Linked DNA regions of Homo sapiens: region 1 is linked to region 2. A link is a loop called in an ENCODE intact Hi-C map of the cell type or tissue named here. Cell type or tissue: chondrocyte. All regions are shown on one strand. Each heading gives the region's core, and the rest is flanking DNA. Links, peaks and the distances in the headings are about the cores only. Region 1 has its middle 25 kb from the start of NHEG1. Region 2 has its middle 23 kb from the start of LINC03004.

Region 1 (9,130 bases), core at 860-8,859, 680 kb after region 2:
ATGTCTGATTTCCAAATTATTTAAAATTTTTAAAATTCTTTCCCATCACTTATTTCAAGTAAACAGTAAAATAGACATTCTGCCTCAAGGAATATTTCCACATTCACCACCCATGCAGTCCAATGCCCCAATTCCAATCATGAATGTTTGTCCAAAACATTCTGCTTTCCCAAAATCTTCCTCTTCCCTATATCATGGATGCTTGAATCCCACCAATCCTTCAAGAACCCCTCAAGAGCTGCTTATACCGTGCTAAATGCCCTGAAGTCATCCGAGTTAGAAGCAATTCTTCCCTCTGCTCAAGTTTTTACTTTTCGTCTATAGCTCATTTGGCACTTATCATTTATTGTATAATAATGTTAGTTATCTTTTATTTATGTTTATGGTTTGGACAATGACTTATTAAGTCATATTAGTTTGAACAATATCTTTTGTTTTATTGTGTCCTAAAACTTTTTAAAAATCGGATTGGCTGATGCCACTTACTTCCCCTGAATTTGTGCTTCCAAATAACCTGCTCTTGTATGGAGAAGATGATGAGAACTGGCCTCACCTAAGACATTTTTGTGATAAGGAATTCCCAGCATTTAAAATCCATTTTTGTATAGGTCAGGGTTGGTCCCTGTGGCTATTTCTCTGAATGCCAGATGCAGACATCAGTACTACCGTGATGTTTTCCAGTGTGCTTCAAATCTAGCTTTCTCAATGTGATAAAATAAGCAGTGGGCAAAGGGGCCCGAAAGACTGGATTCAAGCTCTGGCTTTATTCTTTTTTTTTTGTTTTTAGATGGAGTCTCGCTCTGTCGCCCAGGCTGGCACAATCTCGGCTCACTGCAACCTCTGCCTCCCAGGTTCAAGTGATTCTTTCACCTCTGCCTCCCAGGTAGCTGAGAATGCAGGCACGCACCACTATGCTCAGCTAATTTTTGTATTTTTAGCAGAGACGGGGTTTCACCACATTGGCCAAGCTGGTCTCGAACTCCTGACCTCAGGTGATCCACCTGCCTTGGCCTCCCAAATTGCTGGAAATACAGGCGTGAGCCACTGCGCCTGGCTTAAGCTCTGGCTTTATTCTAATCTTTTACTTCTCTGGGCCCCAGTTTCTTCATCTATATAATGATGTTATTGCACCAGATTACTAAGAGGTAAGGTTGGAATTCTTTGTTTTATTTTCATTTCAAAAGCAGTGGAGACTTTTTTGAAAATCGAAGTGGGACGGGGGCAGTGGATAACAGGGAGCTGCTCTTGTGGTAGCTGGGAGAAGGGCTAGGAACCTGCCTCTACTTCCCTCACAGCAGCCCTGGAATCTCCTCTTCAGCTGACCCCAGGATGGCTCCTAAGAACACACTTTGCAACCATTAAACTAGGTCCAAGTTTCCTAAGCTTCAGGCATTCACATGCTACCTTGTGATGTTTGCCGGAATCAGCATATATTGTGTGCTATTTATTCATTCATTCAGCCATTCAACAAGGATTTACTGAGGACCTACTCTGGGATGAAGATCCAGCTAAACCAAAGTCCCTCTGTTGGGGGTGTGGCTACATTCTTAGGAAGCCGTATCTCTCGGTGGTTAGGAGTCTAGGCTCTGAATTCAGACAGATCTATGTTCGTCTGGATTCACACAGGTCTGCCCTTTAAAATTTTGTGAATTGGACAAGTTATTATGCAACTCCTCTTTGCTTCAATTCAGTTTTCTGTAAATCAAAATTTAATTCAAAGGGCTATTGTGACGATTAAATGAGGAACTACATTCAAAGCACTTAGTACAAGACTCAGCACACAGCTCTTAGTAACAGCTGTTATCTACTTATTTTTTTAACTAATTTTTTTAGCCTCATTCTGAGCAAATAAATTTAATACACAAGATGTATATTTCTAACACACTTGAAGATATATGTACAACAATTTCATCTGAAAATGTTTTTCTTCAATTAGCTGGGCATGCTGGCATGTGCCTATAGTCCCAGCTACACTGGAGGATGAGGAAGGATGATCACTTGAGCCCAGGAATTCATGGCTGCAGTGAGCTATGATCACCACCACTGCATTCCAGCCTGGATGGGAGAGCAGGGCCCTGTCTCTAAAAAAAAACAAAGAAAAAGAAAAAAGAAAATGTTTGTCATCACACATGAAGTCATTTCAGAATACCTATGGTACAGGTGTGACACTTGGGAAGCATAATTACATCATTCCTTCTACTAGGACCAGTCCATGCTTGGGCTGCATGGACTATAAGACCTCATTTTGCTTTGTGTACTGCTATCACTCCTATTCATCTTAAGAAAACAGTCATTAGATGTGCTTAATTGCCTCAGCATTTCGTATCCAGGGAACGGCCTGCACCCACTTCTTTGTCATCCAGATAATGATCGCAGTTGCACAAGGTGTGATGAAACCAGGCCCAGATCATGCGTGCAACTCAACAAAGACAACAAGCCAATCCATGGACAGATACTAAAATATTTATACCATACAGTGCTTAGGAAGGATTTTTCAGGGATGGAGACAAGAGCAAAGCCCTATGAAGTTAGCGATGTTCAGCACACAAGCTCACCCATCTCCCCATAGTGCTGCTCCCGTCCCAGAGGGCCTACGGAAGCCTGCAATACTCCCTCTCCTGTCTCCCTTTTCCCCAAGATGGAGCCTGGGGACTCTGCAAGGTCAAGGACACCAGGCAATCCCCAGCCAGAGACCTTGCTAGCCTCCTATTTGCTGCCACATAAAAGCAGCCTTTTCTAAGGCCAGACACCAACTCCCTCCTCCACCCCACGCGCTACACACAAACTTTCATCACCATGAATTACCTGGCAGTTATTAAGTGAGTCATATGGCACACAGAGATAGAGTATGTCAGAGGTAAACGCAGACGTTTTCCAGTGACTAGGCTGGGGCCAGCCCTCTGGGCAATTCAGGAACTCTCTGGACACCCAGTTTCTGCTTCAACACTAAACAGAGGCCACCACCTTCGTTACCCTCCTCACCCACCCTATAGCTTACAACCTGATGGGCAACCATATTTGGGTATAATCAAAGGGCTGTATCCTAGTCCTTTGTCTGTCTGTTACCAGCCAACGGCGTGACCCCAGACAAGTGTCACTCTCTCAGCCTTATTTTCTTCTTTTGTAAAATGAGGAGTGTGTTTGATGGGATTCCTAACGTCCCTTCCAAACTAGCATACTAGTTCTAGTTCTTCCGACCTGATTCTAACGACCTCTCTTCTCCATGACAACCCTTCCAACATTTAACTGTAGTGTTCAAGTCATCCCTTCCTCTGCAAACATCCCCTTCCCTTCCACACGTCCCTGTCACTCCTGGTTTCCAGATCCCTCTCTGCTCTGGTCATCCTCCTCTGGACGGGGGCCAGCTCATCAGCTCGGTTCAGATAAGGGGCACAGCAGAGCTTGCCTGGGACTTCTTCCAGAGCACCTGCTCATTGCCAGAACCAAGGCTGACTCAATTAGAACATCTGGTCACCTTCCCGTCCCCTGGCGCCTCCTCATCCTGTGGCAAAACCACTGGCTTCACAGATATAGTTAGATTTAAATTATTAGCCATTAGGAAAAGACAGAAAGGTACCCGCTGGCTAGGCATGGTGGCCCAAGCCTGTAATCCCAGCACTTTGGGAGGCTGAGGCAGGAGGATCACTTGAGCCGAGGAATTTGAGACCAGCTCGGGCAACATCATGAGAACCCCATCTCTACAAAAAAAAAAATAGAAAATTAGCCGATGTGGTGGTGCACACCTGTAGCCCCAGCTACTCAGGAGGCTGAGGTGGGAGGATCACTCGAACCTGGGAGGTTGAGGATGCAGTCAGCCAAGATGGCGCCACCGCACTCCAGCCTGGGCGACAGAGTGAGCAAGTTTTTGTTTTGGCGACCCTGCCTCAACACAAAAACAAAAGCAAAAAGTTACCCGGTAATGCATAACCTCATATTTTCCAAGGCATTCATTTAAGGAAAAAGAAAAACATGAAGAAAACTCTTTGTAATAAGTGCTGTGAGGCGCCTCAGCTCCTCAAACAGCAAGTCCCAGCGGGGAGAAAGCCATGGCTTCTGCAGTTACAGAAAAAGCACCCACTAGGCTAGGTGAGCACAGCCAAGAAGATATTGCTGCCACCGTGTGGCGACAGTTGTTATATTACCTCTGTCCAGCCCCGGAAGGACTTAGGGATGAACGGCTGAAGAAAATACGTATTGGCTGGTTTCCATAATTAGGAATCCTGAGACCGAAAATTAATGAAGACAGCACACTTGACCAAAATGTCACCAGATTGGTTCTCCTGTCTGCATTCTTCTCATCTCTCAGACCACTCACCTTCCTCCCAGCCCTCTTTAACATCGGGAACTAAATGTGCTTTGGACTAGACCTTGCGGCATGACAGTCATCCCTATGGTAGCAAGTGTGGCAGCATCTGACTGCCAATCTCCGACTCCCACCAGAGTGGGGAGTGATTTCTGAACCACAGAACCCATCTTTCTATCTCTCTCTCTCTCTCTCTTTCAGTTCTTAACCTTCTGTTACGTTCCTGGGACAGATCACATGTGTGAACCTTCTTGTCTCTTTGCCCCTACATGAAGGGGGTGTAAGCAGTGGCTAACTGAAGGGGGTGTAAGCAGTGGCTAACACCCTTTCTTGGTCATTTTGCACATCCCTTCAAGCTAGTTAGCTTAACCCCCTGGTCCCGTGCCCCAACTAACACCAATGTAGAGAAAATGTCTTTGTCCATAATCTAAGTGGAAGATGGAAATCTGACTTCCATCTCTGCAGGAAGATGAACTGCCCCCTGCCCCCTTTTTAATAGTATTATGGCCACAGATTGCTGTCCTGTGTGATCTCCACCAAGAACTCTACCTGGAGATCTCCAGGCTGGATGGTGGCTCCAAGGAGGCACAGTCATGGCATAGTGGCTCTAGGGGTGCACACCACAGCTTCCTATGGTAGGTCCCTCCAGATTCGGACCCTATGTGCCTGTGCCTGTGTCTATGCCGGTCAGCAGCATCATCTTCTTCCCTCACAGATGTGTCCCTTTTCCTTCTGCATGCCCCACTGCAGGGAAGTAGAAGGTTGGAGGACCAATGTACAGGAGCAGGGGTGACTATGTGTATCTGATCTAGTGTAATCCCTGGGTGTGGTTCTAGGAAGTTTGTCAACCTTAAACTAATTTACTTCCCTATCACTAATTCACGAGTTCTATTGACTGAACAAAAAGTGCAAAAAAAGAAGGTAGTGAATTCATCAATCATAGAAAAGGGCTATATTAAGCTTACTGTACAGCTCAAACTGATATTTACCTAAGCACCTTCCCCAGACAGCTATAAAAATAACTGTTGCCATCACAAAGAGAAAGAAAACGACCTAACTGTTCTGGTTAAAAGGTGATGAGGGGCCAGGTGTGGTGGCTCGCGACTGTAATTCCAGCACTTTGAGAAGCGGAGATAGGCAGATCACCTGAGGTCAGGAGTTCAAGACCAGCCTAGCCAACAAGGTGAAACCCCCATCTCTACTAAAAATACAAAAATTAATTGGGCGTGTGGCACATGCCTGTTGTCCCAGCTACTTGGGAGACGGAGGCAGAAGAATTGCTTGAACCTGGGAGGCAGAGCTTGCAGTGAGCTGAGATTGCGCCACTGCACTCCAGCCTGGGCAACAGAGTGAGACTCTGTCTCAAAAAAAAAAAAAAAGAAAAGGAAAGAAAAGAAGAAACAAGGTGATGAGGAGAAATCATCTAGAGAAGGGAAAGAGATGGAAACATAAACAAAATGAAACATACTAAATATTCACTACATGATCTGGAGCAGAGGATAGAATCACCTGCACATCACAAACCTGTACTTTCTGAGGAGAAGGATTTACAAACTAACCCATTCCCAAGTGAGGCTGCTTAGCCACATGCAAGATGTAGCGTCATGGGAATTCATCCGGGCAGTCGCCTCCCAGGTCTTGTGAGCGCCACCATCCTGTTCTGGTCCCTCGTGTGCAGTGAGGCACAGATAGATATATGAAATTTCTAGAATAAGATCTGGAAAGAGCCACATCAAATGGTGACAGTGGTTACCTTGGGGAATGGAGGTGGGGAAAATAAGAATAGAGAGAGATAATTAATGGGAACATTAACCTATTACATCTTTTTTTGTTTGCAAACAGAATGTATTCATTTATCACTTGTGTGATTTTTTTAAACACATTAAAGATATTACAAAATCCAGTAGAAGGAGTATGGACGTAAGTTGTACTACTTGGCCTACCTGGGCCCCAGCTCTGTCTATATCTTACTGGTGGGTCTAGCTTTGGGCAAGACACTAAAATTCTTGAGCCTCCATTTCCTCATCTGTAAAATGAAGGCATTAATATGTAACTCACAGGGTTGCTGTATTGATTGAGATTATAATAGCAACTGAAATACAGTTGGTCCTTAATAAATGCTTAAGAAAAGAGAGATCGTGGTTGGACACGGTGGCTCATGCCTGTAATCCCAGCACTTTGCGATGCCGAGGGAGGTGGATCTCCTGAGGTTGGGAGTTCGAGACCAGCCTGACAAACATGGTGAAACCCTGTCTCTACTAACAATACAAAATTAGCTGGGCATGATGGCACATGCCTGTAATCCCAGCTAACCGGGAGGCTGAGGCACGAGAATCACTTGAACCCAGGAGGCAGAGGTTGCAGTGAGCCAAAATCGCGCCATTGCACTCCAGCCTAGGCAACAAGAGCAAAACCTGTCTCCAAAAAAAAAAAAAGAAAGAAAGAAAGAAAGAAAAAGAAAAAGAAAGAAAGGAAAAAAAAGAAAAGAGAGTCCATTACCCAGATCAGAGGTGATGAAGGCTTATAAAGATGGTGGCAAAGAAGATGAAAAAGAAGAGAAAGATGGGAGAGACATTTCAGAGACATGACAGAAATGAAGGCGATTTGCCAACAAAGCCAAGGCTTAGGACCCTGCACCCCCATGCTATCCCAAGCTGACCTTTGTGCCTCTTTTCTCTTTCCAGGCTGCTAGGATGTTGCTGTTGTGTGAGAATATGAAGGGGGATGAGAAAAAAACAATGGAATGGAATGAATTCAAGACCAAATAAAGTCCGTGGTGAGACTTTTAAATATTCATATTCGTCAATGGCAATTTTGTAAAAGAATTTGCAATGCCCCTACTTTCTGTAAATGAGTGGGTACCCCCATCCTAGGGATATCCTCATCCTAATACCTCTCTTTAGGACAGCCTGTCTCTCCCTCTAAGCCATTCTTGGTGGAGATGATACCATCTTCCAGAAGACAAAAATTGTTCTTGGGAAACAAAAATATCTTACTATGTTAATGTGTAAGGCACAGATACACACAGAGTACACACGCAGATAAGCAGTATGTTTGTGGTATTGAATTTTGTGGGGAGGATATCAGAAAAAAAATCTAAAAAGGTTCTTTAGAGAGGTGACAAAAAAAGTCAGGAAACTCTAGTCTATACCCTAATCACCTTTGGAGCAGGGATTCTGAATTCACGTTCACTGTGGAATTCTCCTTTGGGAATGTCTCCATTGTGGAATGTCTCCATTGTGGAATGTCTCCACTGGGAACATTCAATGGGCTGAAATGATAAACAATGTGAGCTGGCTTCCTTGGAAGTCACTTAGGTAGTGAGGTGTTGTGGCCAATCTCGTGAAGTAACCTTATAAGTTACTTCCTCATGAAGTAACCTTAAAAGAGAGCACCTTCTGGAAGCTCCCCTAGGCCTCCCCTCCAGTATCGTCTCATTTGCCTGACTTGAATGAAGTGCCTTTTCCAGAACCAATCACAAGCAAGGGACTGAAATACCCCTGAGACCTGCAGGACCTGGACCTGGAAGTGTTGGCTTCCCCTGAGGCACAGACACCGCCCAGGGGCAGGGGAGTGGCAGGGACCCAAATAAAATGAGGGTTCTATAAGGAAGGAAAAAGGAATGAATAGACTTTGGTCTAGGTGGGGCAGAAAATGGTGTCCATGTAATTACTGACTCAAATGTTCCCAAACAGTTTTGTTAAGAGAAACAGGCTTCTACCTTGTTACCTCCATATTTTATTAGCTTTTGACAGAGCAAACAATTTTTAAAGTTGTGATTTTGGTCACATTTATTTTGGCTAGCTATTAATTTAGACACTCGAACCATAGTTGTATCTTTTCACATCATATGCATTTCACAGTATGTTGTGGTCTCTTATTTAAGCAATGTGAGAGGTGAGAGAGAGAGCACGCGTGTATGTGTCTTAGGATTTTTCTGGGGACAGGAATAGCATGTTAAATAGGGAACATGGATCTGAGAACCTGGGGACCAAGGCTATTATTGCCTTCACTTTACTGAGTTAAGTGGGTGACAGCAGGCAAGTTAAGTGGGTGGCACCCAGTCCTCTGAGCTTTGATTTTCTCACTTCTTATTAAATAAAGAAAAGATTATCAAAGTCTCTGCCATCTCCCAGATTCTATGTCTTGGAATTTGCTTTTTTTTTAAGCTATATTATAGATTATAGAAGTTTGTAGGGTTTTATTTATATTGTTGCTTTGGCTAACTATTTGGAAGCTTATTAGTAATTATTTCTGATATTTTGAACAGAAGCAAGCTCTCAATTATAATATTGTTTTGATGGAAAAATATAATCTATTTAACTATAAAACCTTGTCACATCACAGTATCCAAGAAGAAATATTTGCACCATCAGATGAAGCCTGCTATATTCAGTTTTAAATGAACACATTCAATCTTTTGGCAGGATGGATGGATGGATGGATGGATGGCTGGATGGATGGATGGATGGACACACAGATATCTGAATGAATACATGTTCTTGCTGTTTGATCTTAGGTATAATTCACAGGTGACACTGAGGAAATTAAGTGGCAGGTGTATGTCATTCAGCAATTAGGAACGGTTGGACATTGTCCCTATTCTAATAATAGGCCTATGGATGGTCTGCAGCTTGAGTCCACATCAGCAGCACACTCTATTTGTCAGCTTCCCAAAGGACATTCTGGCATTTTCATTAGACTCTGCTTTCTTTCTATTAACACATCTGAACAGAATGTGCCCTTGCAAAGGGAGGCCAGTGACAGCATTTAAGTCTGTAATGTCAAAGAAAATCTCCAGTGGTAGATACACTTCCCTGGTCTCTT
Region 2 (9,130 bases), core at 277-8,276:
CATGTTTATTGAAGCATTATTTGTAATAGCCAAGAATGGAACCAACCCAAATGTCCATCAATGGATAAATAGATAAAGAAAATGTTGTGTGTGACACACACACACACACACACACACACACACACAATGGAATATTATTCAGACATAAGAAAAAGAAACCCTGTTATTTGTAGCAACATGGCTGGAACTGGAAGTCATTATGTTAATGGAAATAAGCCAGGCACAGAAAGACAAATACTGCATGTTCTTACTCATAAGGAGGAGCTAAAAGAGTGGATTTCCTGGAGGTAGAAAGTAGAATCGTGGTGACCAGAGGCTGGGAAGGGGAGGAGGGAATAAAGAGAGGTTGGTTAAGGGGTATAAAAATACAGTTAGATAAAAGAAATAAGTTCTAGTATTCAATAGTACAGGAAGAAAATTATAGTCAGCAATAATTTATTAAATATTTCCAAATAGCTAGAAGAGAATGATAATGTTCCCAACACAAAAAAAAGATCAATGTAGGGAGCTTCAAGACAGCTGACTAGAGGCATTCAGTACTCACCCCGCTTTACAAAGAAGAACCAAAACAGCAAGGAGATAGCCATACTTCGGATAGATTGCCTCAGAGAGAACACTAAAATTCAACAGAAAAGTGACAGGAAACACCTAGGCCAAGAAACGAGAGGGAAGCAAAGTAGCCTACTTGGCTGGGATTGGCTGAAAACCCAGGCAGGCTCCCCAGAGTAGGGGAAGGGTAAGTGACTGACCCCCAGTGGTCCACATTCCCACTGAGGACTCCCGCAGTCCTAGCCACGGAAGAGCCCCTGGACCCACAGAGACCCCGAGACTAACATAGGGAACTGCCTGGAATCCGTGCGATGGCATTGCTCCAAAGAGGGCGCTCCCGCTGGGTCCCACACACCCCGAGTCCACACTAAGCAGCTGCAGCACAGTGCCGCTTTGGGAGCCCAACTCCCAGTAGACTGCATCCTGCTCTGGGGTCCAACAGTCCGCGCAACTCCACATCAATGGAAACCTTAGGAAAACTTTCCTGGATTGGTCTACGCAAAGAATTTATGACTAAAATTTCAAGCATGAGCAACAAAAACAAAAACATACAAATGGGACTATATTAAACCTAAAAGCTTCTTCACAGCAAAGGAAACAGTAAACAGTTGAAGAGACAACTCATTGAATAGGAGAAAATAGTTGCAAACTATTCATCCAAAAGGGCACTAATGTCCAGAATAAACAAGGAACCCAAACAACTCAACAGGAAATACAAATGATTCCACTAAAAAGTGGACGAAGTAAAACAATGAACATTTCTCAAAAGAAGACATGCTTCAAATGGCCAAATGCTTCAAATTTGAAGACAGGCTTCAAATGGCCAAAAGGCATATGAAGAAATGCTCAACATCATTAATCGTCAGAGAAATGCACATCAAAGCCACAATGAGATGTTATCTTACTCCGGTCAAAATGGCTGTTATTAAAAAGACAAAAAGTAACAGAGGCCGGGCGCGGTGGTTCACGCCTGTAATCCCAGCACTTTGGGAGGCCAAGGCGAGCGGATCACAAAGTCAGGAGATGGAAACCATCCTGGTTAACACGGTGAAATCCCGTCTCTACTAAAAATACAAAAAATTAGCTGGGCGTGGTGGCGAGCGCCTGTAGTCCCAGCTACTCAGGATGCTGAGGCAGGAGAATCTCTTGAACCCAGCAGGCGGAGGTTGCAGTGAGCCGAGATCAAGCCACTGCACTCCAGCCTGGGTGACAGATTGAGACTCCGTCTCAAAAAAAAAAAAAAAAAAAAAAAAAGTAACAAATTCAGGTAAGGATGTGGAGAAAAAGAAAGTCTTGTACACTGTGTAGGTGGGAATGTAAATAAACTAGTACACCTACTGAGAAACAGTATGGCAATTTCTCAAAAAATGAAAACTAGAATGACCATTGAATCCAGCAATCCCAGTATTGGGTATCTACTCAAAAGAAAAAAAAAATCAATATATCAAAGGTATACCTGCACTCACATGTTTATTGCAGCACTATTCACAATAGCGAAGATATGGAATCAACCTAAGTGTTAATCAATGGATAAATGGACAAAGAAAATGTGGTATATGGATATACACAATGAAATACTATTCAGCCATAAAAAAGAATGAAATCATGTCAACATGGATGGAACTGGAGGTCATCATCTTAAATGAACTAAGCCAATCACAAAAAGGCAAATATCACAAGTTCTCACTTAGATGTGGGAACTAAAATTTTGATTGCTTGGACGTAGAGAGTGGAAAGATAGCTAACAGGGACTGGGAAGTGTGAGTGGGGGGAGATGAAGAGAAATGGGTTTAAACAAACAAGCATACAGTAAGATGGAACAAATTCCACGTTCAGTAGCAGAGTAGGGTGACTATGCTTAACAAACATGTATTGTACTTAGGTAATGGACTCTCTGAATACCTTGAGTCAGTCACTACACATTATACACCTGTAACAAAATTTCTCATGTACCCTATACGTTTGTACAAATTTTTTTATGTCAATTCTTGGTCAAGAATATATTAGCACAATGAAAGAGAGAGAAGTAGAATAATTACTTAAAAGTCCAGTGTTGTTTAACTCCTCTACAGATTTCACTTTCCCTTTGACATTTTTTTTTCCCATGGAGCATAAAATAGACAAATGTTGATTAAACACATTCCCTTTTTTAATTTATTTTTTTCTCCCTGTCATTTACTTTATTTTTGGAGATAATATCTTTTCTCTCTCTTTTTTTTCTTCAATTTTTATTTTAAGTTCCTGGGTACATGTGCAGGATGTGCAGGTTTGTTACATAGGTAAACGTGTGCCATGGTGGTTTGTTGCACAGATCAACCCATCACCTAGGTATTAAGCCCAGCATCCATTAGCTATTCTTTCTGATGCTCTCCCTCCCTGCAAAGCCCTCTGACAGACCCTGGTGTTTGTTTTTCCCCGCCATGTGTCCATGTGTTCTCAGCATTCAGCTACCACTCATAAGTGAGAACATGCAGTGTTGGTTTGCTGAGGATAATGGCTTCCACCTCCATCCATGTCCCTGCAAAGGACATGATGTCATTCCTTTTTATGGCTGCATAGTATTCAGTGGTATATATGTACCACATTTTCTTTATCCAGTCTATCATTGATGGGCATTTGGGTTGATTCCAGGTCTTTACTATTGTGAATAGTGCTGCAATAAACCTACGCATGCATGTATCTTTATAATAGAATGATTTATATTCCTTTGGGTATATACCCAGTAATGGGATTGCTGGGTCAAATGATACTTCTGGTTCCAGGTCTGAGAAATCATCACACAGTCTTCCACAATGGTTGAACTAATTTACACTCCCACCAACAATGTAAAATGTTCCTTTTTCTCCACAACCTCACCGGCATCTGTTGTTTCTGTATATTTTTAATAATCACCATTCTGACTGGCGTGAGATGGTATCTCATTGTGGTGGTTTTGATTTGCATTTCTCTAATGATCAGTGATGTTGATCTTTTTTCATGTTTGTTGGCCGCATGAATGTCTTCTTTTGAGAAATGTCTGTTCATGGTCTTTGCTCACTTTTTAATGAGGTTGTAAATTTGTTTAAGTTCCTTGTAGACTCTGGATATTAGACCTTTGTCAGATGGATTGATTGCAAAAATTTTCTCCTCTTCTGTACGTTGTCTGTTCACTCTGATGATAGCTTCTGTTGCTGTGCTGAAGCTATTTAGTTTATTTAGATCTCATTTGTCAATTTTTGCTTTTGTTGCAATTGCTTTTGGCGTTTTCATCATGAAATCTTTGCCCCTGCCTATGTCCTGAATGGTATTGCCTAGATTTTCTTCTAGAATTTTATAGTTTTGGGTTTTGCATTTAAGTCTTTCATCCATCTTGAGTTAATTTTTGTATAATTTTGTTATTTTTGTATTAATGGAGGTTTTATTATTTTTATTTTGAAGATATAAGACCTATTTAAAGACTATATACTGTCATTAGATAGATTATTCCTATGCTTTAAAAACATAGAATTACAGGGCTTTCTGGATTTTTAATCCAATATTCTGCCCTTTGCTAATAATATACAAAAAAATTCCTCAGGAAAGTGTCATTTTCTATATTATTCTAAGAAGTTTTTGGGAAGGAAACAAAGAATATTTTCTAGATTCATATATCTTTAAAATTTTTTAATGTTTAAAAGTGAAGTCTTTTTAATACAATTGCACTTCACCTGGCATTATAACACCTAGTATCTTTTGTTAAGTTGTCTTTTTGTAAAATCTAGAAATAATCATCATAGTTCATATGAGTATGGCATCTTAGAGTTTTCCAAATGCCTTCACATAAAATATTTCATTTGATCTTTCTATCATTTCTAGTGAGGAAGATAGGGTAGGTATTTCTACAGCCACATCTGGATGAAGGAACTAAGGCTGAGGGTTGAAATGACTTGTCCTAGATCCTGATCACCTAATTAGTGAGTGGCAGAGCCTGGACATGACTGCACATCACTTGCTAACAAAACAAACCACCACCACCAAAAGCCTTAAGTAGAACTAGAAAGTAAGCAAAAACAAAAACATCTTACTAAAATATCAAATATCATGACCACCTTCTTTTTTTTTTTTTTTTTTTTTTTTGAGACGGAGTCTCGCATTGCTGCCCGGCTGGAGTGCAGTGGTGCAATCTCGGCTCACCGCAACCTCCGCCTCCTGGGTTCAAGAGATTCTCCTGCCTCAGCCTCCAGAGTAGCTGCGATTACAGGTGCCCACCACCATGCCCAGATAATTTTTTGTATTTTTAGTAGAGACGGGGTTTCACCATGTTGGCCAGGCTGGTCTCAAACTCCTGACCTCGTGATTCTCCTGCCTTGGCCTCCCAAAGTGCTGAGATTTCAGATGTGAGCCACCTTGCCCGGCCCAGGACCACATTTTATTCAAGATATTATAACAAGCTTTCCACCAAAAAATAAATAAATAAATAAAATGGAAAGACAATGTTAAGAATTTTGAATTTTATAGATATTTTCAAGTGCTTGGAATTACCAAAAGCATAGAGAGTAGAGCCAAATAGTTTTTAAAATTTGAAATGATTAGATTATTAATATTGGAAGGATTTTGTGTCCCATTTATTATCATTCTTTCTCTGCCTGCTGGAATGTGTTTTGTGCTGCAATCCGAGTGAAGTTTTAAGATCTACCCAGAGGCCAGGAGAGGGCAGTGTGAGCTCACAAAATAGAAGCCATACTTAACACACTGCTCGGCCCTGGCACTGCCTGGGTGTCATCTCATATTCCAATGTTCGCAACGATAGCAAAAAAAAAGTCAACACAATAAACTCCAAAGGAAGGAAGGAAGGAAAGAAGGGAGGAAAAATTATAAACCCTCACTATTGAATGAAGATAACATGAAAGAGTAGGAAGAAAATATTTTCAAATACTTGTTGGATATGGACTCTATGCTAAGTGCTACAATGAAAGAGACAAAATCCCTATGGTGAAGGAGAGACATGAAGAAACCAAACTCTGTTTTCAACTGGTCACATTCTTTGTGGCCTCGTTTGTTAATAAAATAAATACTTACTATCAGATGTCATACAAGGACTCATCTGGTCCCCAAATCCTGCAGGGCTTAGATGGCAGTGGCCTGGTGCAAAGGAAAATTTAAGCCCCCAGGTTGAAAGAGAATGGCAAACATGCCAGTGTTCATGCATACCCGATATAGTACATACCTATGAACAATACATTTCCATTGTTCGTTCTGTCAAGGGCTAGAAGAAAATATGCTCATGAATCTAGAGAAAAATTTTATTAAAAATGATCTTATTATTAACTGCAGTATTTTCTATTCCTATAATCCTACCATTCAACTTAGTTCATGTCCCCAGCATCTACTGAGGACCCTCTACGCTGAGCAGGGGAATATGGCAGAGCCTGTGGGAGGCACAGGAGCAGGGGAGGCAGTGGGATGAAATGTCCAAAGGTGGTGACAAAGTTGTATAAGTTATATAATAAAAGGAATACATAAAATGTCCAGCAAAAAAAGACATTGCTTCTGCCTTAGGGTGTTGGAGAATTGAGGAGTGATCGAGATGGACCTTATGGGATTTTGATGGCGGCAGAAGGTGGGATAGAGATTTGACAAGTATGAGGGGAATTTCAGGTAGAGGAAACACAGAGGTGGAGGTGTGGGGTATGTTTGGCGTGATAGTGAGAATCCATCTCCAATGCCCAGAGGACAAGGCATGGGATAGGGAGAGAATGGAGAAGGAGTGGCGTTCCGGTGGGGAAGGGACAAAGGGAATAGAGAGAAGAGGGATGTGGCACCTGGAGAGCCTTGAATGCCGCGTTAATGAATTTGGACTACACGTTCATGGGCTTACTGTTTATCCTCCAACAAGTCCCCAAAAGACTGGGAATGCATTCTGTAAACCAAGGGGAGATGGGATATTGCAGAGCAGATATGTCTAGGTTTTATGTGCATGCATATGTGTATGTGTTTTGTGTGTGACTATGCAGATCTGATCTCGTGGCTAGGTGGCTGCATCCACGAGCACGTAGCTCTCTGACAAAGATAATGAGAATGGCGATAGCTAATTAGAATATTAGTGTCATAGATACTGTGAGCAAGCAGACAAGAGGCAGCTTTGTTCCAAGAGAGCCCTTTATTAGGAGTTGGCGGCATTGGCGAGATTGCCATGCACAGCAGCACCAATGCAAGAAGACATTAATTTCGCTTCTGCTGTTTCACAGACACTAGGTGGAAATCAGTTTCTTCCAGTGAAATATGTATGTTCTGTTCTAACCTTCTGGTATTGTATTCGGTATCAATATTCATTTCAGAAATATTAGATTATTATGAATGATAAGACATTTTTCCCCTAAAAATAAACTTCCTTGTGTTATTCACATGATATATAGGCAGAATTATTTGGTTTGGGACTCAGATAAATGCTGTCGGGAAAACATGAGAAGATAAAAATTTTGCCCACGCTTTGGTGGCGCTAATGTATTTTAGCTGGAAAATCGTCTGGGAATTGAAATAGAATGTTGGAGGTATCCAAGGTTACATATAATATGAAAAAATGTATAAAAAGAAACTACATTTGTTCCTCTCCCATAGTTTTTGAATATGTTATTAGTCCAATGGATCTTGGTAATTTCAGTGACAGATACTTATAATGATTTAACCAAGCCTGAGAACCTATCTGCAGAAAAACATGCAGTCTATCATGTCACCTTCATTTTCAGAGGAATTTCTCAGCCTTGAAACTCAGTAGGCCTAGGTTCAGAACCCTTGCCTGAGACTTCTAGGAAATAATGAGCCACTGTATACCTCTAAGGTGTGTCCCCCTAAAATGTTCCTTTCCCGTGTTATACTTTCTCTTTCATTTCTACATTTAGGACAGTGGTCATTTTCTAACCAGATGATGACTTTAGAAACACAAATTGTGGTTTTATTTAACATTGCAGGCAAATCCTGTAGACCGTGATCCCATAAATACGTGTTCATTCTGACTAACCCAAGATAGTGTGGTTAGAGGAAACCTTTGAAAACCTTGTTTCTTAATATAAGCAAAAATGGGAGTCTTTTAGTAATGAAAATTTGCAGTCAAATTCCATTTTTGTCTTTTATCTTCTGGTCTTTATAAGACCCTGGCAAGAAAAGACCCAACTCCTTCAGGCTAGAGTGGCACAATGAGGTAACAGCCTTATTGAAGTTTTAAACAAGAAGCCCATGAGCTAGTGCTCTTAAAACCTCATGGCAAATTTTATGTATGTTTCAGATCTACTCTGTAGGTTGCTCAGCAGAGGTCCCCCCTTGGCCACTAGCACACATAGCTCACACCAACTGCATACATGTGCCTGCTGCTGTTCTAGAAGGGTTTCAGATAGAAATCCATTTAATCCTCCCAACAACCTGAAGGAGTACAGGAATGTTATTCTGCCTATTTTAGATGAAACTGAGGCCCTGGATGATGAGTTGCTTGTCTCAGAGCCCACGGTGGTAGAGTCAGGATCTACACTCAAGCAGTCTTGTTGCAGAGCCTGTGTACTAACTTATATGCTCCTCTGATATACAGACATTATTTTTTCAAAACAATGGCCCCAGGTAGTAATGGTACTATTCTTATATCTTCTGTTTTGAGGGGATCTGCGACTCTGGCTCGGGCATTCTCTCAGCTCTCCAGTCGTTGAAGGATTTCTCTCTCTCTCTCCATCTCTCTCTCTGGCTCTCACTCTCTCTTTCTCTCTCTGCCACCACACACATGCAATTCAGTTATACATTTGTTCAATTAGGCCTAACCTCCAGTGCAAGGAAAGCAGCAAGCTTTACACTGCTTTCCCATTGGAGGGGCAATAGGCACTCAAGTCTGTCTTCTCCATGAAAGGAAGTCACAAATTTTCACTGAACTCTTCCACAATCAGCATAAAATAGTTATTTAGGGTTTGCAAATAGAAATAGAGAAAATTTTCATTGTGAACTGTCTTCCTTTCCAAAATTTTTTGTGTTTTGCTGTTGTTTATCTTGTTTTCTTGAGATAAATGTTTGTGTTTCTCATTTCCCCTCTTGGCCAGTTTTTCGGTATAAAAATTTTTGAAGCTGATACTTACAAACTTCTAACTCCTCTCTTCCTTTGGGCTTAGATACTTACCCAAACTGGAACTATATTTAAAAGTCTCCTTAATTGCAAGACCTTGACTTTATAGAGGTAAAAGGTCAATTTTAAAACCCATACCCTATACAGTAACCTAACTCAATTCAGGTGCTTTGATTGGTTCACTGCTTTGACAATTACAAGAAACACCACTAGCATCTGAAGAAATTGAAATCCCAGGACTGTCTTCACATCTAAATCCACAATGGTGCCTGGAGCAAATCATGGATCAAAATATCTGATTGGCCAACAACTGACTGGTAATTGTCCATAATTGATTCTCCTGTAAAGTGCAAATGATAGTTAGTTAACAGCAAAGAAATTGAAATATCCTCTCTTTAATGGTAAATTTTATATCTTCATTTAATTTTCAAAAGGCAGGAAAAATATTTTATAAATATCAACCTCCTAGGTCAATTTCTAAAACTTCCAACTTAATAATTGTTTAATATATATTTTGAGTTTTTT

Evidence for each region. Hi-C counts contacts between places; a loop is a spot of excess contacts. Peaks named below come from ENCODE experiments on the same cell type or tissue, not always from the same donor. Only the 100,000 strongest peaks of a DNase experiment are listed, where the experiment ranks them.
Region 1: a loop joins it to region 2, with 13 times the contacts of the local background. A loop is called at or near these places in 39 of 110 quality-filtered maps.

Annotation. Positions count from the first base shown.
Region 1 is chr6:136,963,314-136,972,443 of GRCh38, reverse strand. No RefSeq gene overlaps it. Among named protein-coding and RNA genes, the nearest start is that of NHEG1, 25 kb to the left of the region's middle. In chondrocyte, for the core only: a CTCF peak has its summit at 4,114 (motif pointing left); no DNase peak of the experiment used is centred there.
Region 2 is chr6:137,637,777-137,646,906 of GRCh38, reverse strand. No RefSeq gene overlaps it. Among named protein-coding and RNA genes, the nearest start is that of LINC03004, 23 kb to the left of the region's middle. RefSeq lists an enhancer at 5,286-5,335. In chondrocyte, for the core only: CTCF peaks have their summits at 5,029 and 5,229 (motif pointing right); no DNase peak of the experiment used is centred there.